Regions from separate parts of the Homo sapiens genome. Here region 1 is linked to region 2. A link is a contact called in ENCODE Hi-C or POLR2A ChIA-PET data. All regions are on one chromosome and are shown on one strand. The core of a region is the stretch at or near the end of the contact, and the rest is flanking DNA. Distances in the headings are between cores, read along the strand shown.

The links. Hi-C counts contacts between places; a loop is a spot of excess contacts on that map. ChIA-PET counts read pairs that join two places held with the same protein, here RNA polymerase II (POLR2A). Pooled maps may share reads with other maps.
Region 1: a map of CD14-positive monocyte shows a loop between it and region 2 (2.8-fold over the local background). The contact joins two enhancer-like sites. A Hi-C loop is called at or near these places in 4 of 168 maps with a recorded cell type or tissue (CD14-positive monocyte, MCF 10A, ascending aorta and 1 more) and 9 of 50 pooled maps. POLR2A ChIA-PET finds 5 or more read pairs at or near these places in 4 of 52 experiments (CD4-positive, alpha-beta T cell, H1, activated naive CD4-positive, alpha-beta T cell and 1 more).

What each region holds. Positions count from the first base shown.
Region 1 is chr10:29,589,290-29,591,989 of GRCh38, forward strand. The region is part of intron 1 of SVIL (supervillin); the gene reads right to left. Among named protein-coding and RNA genes, the nearest start is that of MIR938, 12 kb to the right of the region's middle. Within about 2 kb of position 1,407, at least 22 of the 41 ENCODE cell types and tissues checked have a DNase peak (open chromatin) inside an H3K27ac peak, as active enhancers do; they include CD14-positive monocyte, where a contact is called at or near this core.
Region 2 is chr10:29,552,566-29,555,265 of GRCh38, forward strand. SVIL (supervillin) reads right to left here. Exons shown (of 38, transcript NM_021738.3): 4 at 2,486-2,543; 5 at 2,218-2,369. The coding sequence starts at 2,493. Among named protein-coding and RNA genes, the nearest start is that of MIR604, 8.8 kb to the left of the region's middle. Within about 2 kb of position 1,451, at least 5 of the 41 ENCODE cell types and tissues checked have a DNase peak (open chromatin) inside an H3K27ac peak, as active enhancers do; they include CD14-positive monocyte, where a contact is called at or near this core.

The sequences.
Region 1 (2,700 bases), core at 157-2,656, 37 kb after region 2:
TCACACTCACCTTTGTCTCCTCTAACTTAGGCAAAGGAGGAGAGGATCCACAGCTGGCCAACAGTGTGGTGGGAATCTGGAGGGGAGGAGAGCGGCTCTGGGCCCCCTGTAAACCCCAGAAACTGTGGGGACTTCACCAGTCCCCTTGCAAGTCCCCTGCAGCATGCAGCACGGAACAGGCTGGCATTTGTTTATTTTAATGACAAGCAGCTAATTTCCTACTGTTTAAGGCCAAATTAGATGGCACTGAAGCACCACCGTATTCCCCCTTTCCTCTTCAGCTGCCGGCTTTGGGGGCTGTTTGAGCCCTAATTGGAACTTCCACCCAGAGACCAGGCAAGAAAAGAAAACGAGGTGAGACAATTTAGCTGCTGGCTACTGACTTGCAGCAAGCTCTGTCAATCAAGACTCCTGGAACAGGGGGTCTGGAGTTGCCGAGAGACCTTGATCTACCTGGATGTTCTTATATGGCCAAACCTCAAGACCTCAGGAACTGCAAACTGAAGATAGTAATAAAAGAATACATTAATTTCCCACATAATAGGCAATGTCTACTGAACTAAAATTAAGTTTGTTCTCACTAAAAATAATGTTGTTGGCCAGGCGTGGTGGCTCACGCCTGTAATCCCAGCACTTTGGGAGGCTGAGGTGGGTGGATCACGAGGTCAGGAGTGAAGACCAGCCTGGCCAAGATGGTGAAACCCCGTCTCTACTAAAAATGCAAAAAATTAGCCAGGTGTGGTGGCATGTGCCTGTAATCCCAGCTACTCAGGAGGCTGAGGCAGAGAATTGCTTGAACCTGGGAGGCGGAGGTTGCAGTGAGCCAAGATTGCGCCACTGCTCTCCAGCCTTGGCAACAGAGCAAGACTCCGTCTCAAAAAAAAAAAAAAAAAAAAAAAAAAAAAAGTTGTAAAGGAAAATTCCTCCCTTCCAGCCCCTGGGACTCTCTCCTTAATAATAAAGATATTACCAGACCTCCTGTCCCGTGGCTCCCCAATTAAGTAAGGCTGCCCAACAGGTTCCCAGCACAAAAGAGCTATTCACATGCTTGATTGTACTGAGCCAGCCCCTGACACTCAGCCTTGACGGTATATATTTAGTCACTGTCTACGAAGCAGAACTAGAACCACTGCATTTTCCCCCGACATTAAAACGGTGCCAACCGCATGGACAGAATGATAGATTTTTATCAGATCTTTTCCTGTTCTGAAGAAAAAAAGAGTATTTGTTCACTTTAACATGTACTTTACACCTTCTGGCTAGTAGATCACATATGCCATCTGGTTGGGTGGCAGAAAGTGATCATAAAATGATGAAAGATTCAGTCATCTTTTGCAACCTATTTATATGTTTTATATTTAAGCACATTATCAGGCTGTATTTATGGATATTATTTTTAACCCGGACACATGCTTGTGTTAAGCTTGAAATATGCTGAAATACCTTTAAACCTCATCCTGCAGTGCTGATTTAACTTAGTCACAGTTATCCACATCTAAGAGTATCAGTTGAAGTACTAACCCCTCTTTGAAAAAACTTAAAAACTTGATTCCTGAACTGCACTATACCTCCCCCTGGTGGCAGAAAAGAATCAATGCATCTCCCAAAGCCAATTTTACAAAACACTCCAAATAGAAACCCTGAAGCAAGGACATCTTTGTTTAAAGTAGTTTTAATATCTCCAAGACATGCAAGAAATTAAATGTTAGCAAATTATTTCATTCATCCACTGAACAAATATTTATGGAGCACCCAAGAGGCCAAGCCCGGTTCTGGGGCTGTGGATACAGTGAGACAAACTCCCTGCCCACACAAACTTATGTTCTAGTAATAACCAAATAAAGATTAATGTTTCACACACTTATTGGCCTTCTTTTTTAATATATGTGAAGTGAAATGTGTTTACATGCATGAAATCTCAAATACTCTGGGAACACCTGTGCTTCTGCATTGCTGGTTTCTCTCTTCAGCTCCTTGGCTGTCATTCTCACCTTGACCTCCCAGGCAGGTCCAGAACTTTCTACCCCATGCCCTCAAGAAGAACCTGTTGAGTAAAATGACTGTGGGCCATGGCATTGAAACCCAGGGAATCCAAACTAAGAGGCTTTATTGTCAGCTATATAAAAGTGCTTTTGCTATTTTCAATTGTCTGTATTATAAGCTAATATACTGACAGTTATAAAAGTGAGGCAGTCTTATAAAAAAGTAATAGCTCTCTCTATAAAACCTGATGCAATCCTGTGCCATAGTAAAAATTTTGTACATAAGCATTGCTACTGTGCGAACATTTTACTCAGAATCTCACCTCTGACAAAGCAATAGTAACTTCCAGATTCTCCTCCCCTGCACCCTGCACCTTTTTAAAAAACTGACAGCCTGAGAACTATCATGTTCCTAAATACGTGAGTCCTTCCAGCACATTAGGTGCTATAGGATATACCAGGGCAGCAGACAGAACTCATGCCAGCTTATGTCATCGGCCTTGCTGCATGAAGCTCCATGCTGCGAAGGGATCTTAGCACACGTGGGGAGATCCAAGTGCTCTGGGTGAGGGCTGATGCCTGTTCCTGGCTTAGGAGGAAGATGAGCAAAGAGCCTGCCAGGCATTTACCACTGCTAGTACCTTACATGGTTCTGGGTACTGCTCTAATGCTCATGGGACATAAAGAGGTTTCTCTGGGCTGGGTGCTGTGGCTCATG
Region 2 (2,700 bases), core at 201-2,700:
AAAAAAAAAAAAAAAAATTCCCATATTTGGAAATCTATTTTGAAGATATCATTTAAGGGTCCTAACAGTCTATCTAACAGGCATTCCATTATTACCTTAACCCTTCCCATACGGCCTTTTTCATTCCACCTGAATTAAATATTCATGTATCTTTTCCATTATTTTCTTTAAACTAAACAGGTGAGTAACTGGAACTAATTTTGGAGTTTGGTATGAATTGAGAAGAGAGATATGCCTCTTCCCACCCTCTGGCAAACCCATTTTTTTCATTATGATTTTATTAAATAATTCCTCCTTTTCTCACTACTATGTGAAGCTTAAACTTCACATATACTACACAGATTACCATTTCGGGTACACTACGGTTTATTTCTGGCTATAAATTTTGGGACTCTGATCTGTGTATTGATATTTCAAGCGTGTAATTACTTTTTAAGAGGTGGAGTCTGGCCGTGTTGTCCAGGCTAATCTTGCACTCCTGAGCTCCAGCTATTCTCCTGCCTCAGCCTCCCAAAGTGCTGGAATTACTGGTGTTGAGCCACCAAGCCCAGCCTTTTTTTTTTTTTTTTCAATAATTGCATGTGATTTTAAAATATCTTAGTTTTCTAGCTTTCTGGCCACAGGAAATTGGAAACTGTAGAGACAAGCAAACTGATAACATCATAAAATGAGATCAACAGCTGTCTCTGAGCTAGAAACTAGAAAACACTGGCTATAAAAAGCAGCAGCATGGCCGGGCACAGTGGCTCACGCTTGTAATCACAGCACTTTGGGTGGCCGAGGCAGGCGGATCACCTGAGGTCAGGAGTTCGAGACCAGCCTCGCCAACATGGTGAAACCTCATCTGTACTAAAAATACAAAAAAATTAGCCCGGTATGGTGGCGGGCACCTGTAATCCCAGCTACTCCAGAGGCTGAGGCAGGAGAATCGCTTAAACCTGGGAGGTGGAGGCTGCAGTGAGCCAAGATCTTGCCATCGCACTCCAGCCTGGGCGACAAGAGCAAAACTCCATCTCCAAAAATAAAATACAATTAAATAAAAAAAATAAAAAGCAGCAGCACAGCTCCTCAGAGCCAGGGACTGTGGTGGGAAGAGCAGCCCTGCGTGCATTCTCCTCTCCTAAGGTCAAGTTGAATATTTGATGACAACAATGACTGAGTGATTAGGGAAAAGCTGAGTCACGTGCACTCAACATACTGTTTAATATGAAATAAATATGCAACGTATTTAAAATTATCTACATTAAGATAACTTAGATAGAAAGTTTTCTTGCATCTCCAGAGTAAGAACCGTACTCATTCAAGGTGCAGCTTTGACTCTAGCGCTCCCTGCTGAGAGCAGCCGCTCCCTGTACTGGGGTAGAACCTTGAGAGGCCCCTATCTTAGAGCACAGATCCTGTGCTGGGCCCTGAGGGTGAAGAAAGACACAGCTTCTGCCTTTGAGGGCCCCAGTCTAGGGAGGAAAATGACTGGCCTCCGTTACCCAACAATGTGCGAGGGGAATCATTTCATACTGCTGTGACATGGAAGGCCAGATCCGTGAGGCGGGGCAGAGATGACATACATGTTGTTGCTGTTTTTAGCAAATCTATTTAATAGCCAGGCATGGTGGCACGCGCTCATAGTCCCAGGTACTTGGGAGGCTGAGGTGGGAGGATCACTTGACCTTGGGAGGTTGAGGCTTCAGTGAGCTTATCAGGCCACTGCACTCCAGCCTAGGTGACAGAGTGAGACTCTGTCTCTAAAAAAAATAAAAATAAAAATAAACAAAAAACAAATACATTTAACAAAAAATTAGGCCAAGTCCACTGGCTCACGCTTGTATTTTCAGCACTTTGGAAGGCCAAGGTGGGAGGATCACTAAAAGCCAGAAGTTCGAGACCAGCCTGGGCAACAGTGAGACTCTGTCTCTACAAAAATGTTTAAAAAAAAAAATTAGCCTGGTGTGGTGGTGTAAGCCTGTAGTCCCAGCAACTCAGGAGGCTGGGGCGGGAGAACCCTTGAGCTTGAGCCCAGGAGTTAAGGCTGCAGCGAGCTATGATCATACTCCTGCATTCCAGCCTGTGTGACAGAGTGAAACCTTGTGCTAAAAAAATTATATCCACACAATTCACTTCTGTGGAATATCTCATGTTCTGATACCACTGGGTGGAAAGGGCAACTCGTAACCAGCCAGGCAGCCTGCTGGAAAATGGGCCACCCAGCTCCACGCTCACCGATGTGGGGGCTGGCAGGGTCGCTGGCTCTCATGTATCGAGGGGTGTCTTCCTCCAGCAGGCGGTGAGTCACCAATCCTGTGCAGCTCTGCAAGAGGATGGGCTGAGTGTCATTTTCAATCCCTTCCAGGCGCCTGGCAATTCTTTCTTTTCTGTGAAATACACCACAAGAGGCAGAGTGAGCAACAGCGATCGAATCTAAAGGAAAATGGAATACTGCTTTGCCAAGCTCTCTTCTACTTCCTAACTCCCACTATAAAGATCTTACCTTTTCATTTCTAAGAATTCTTTCTTCTTTGGTTCAAAGATTTGTCTTAATTCTGCAACTGGAAGAAAACCAAAAAAGAACAAAATATAGTATTTAGTAGTCGTGCGCTCATTTTATTCACTCATGCAACGTGTTTATTGAACTGCAAATTTCAGTTCTTGATTCCTATGTCACAGTGACATGCAAAACTGACCAAGTTCCTGCTTTCTTGGAAA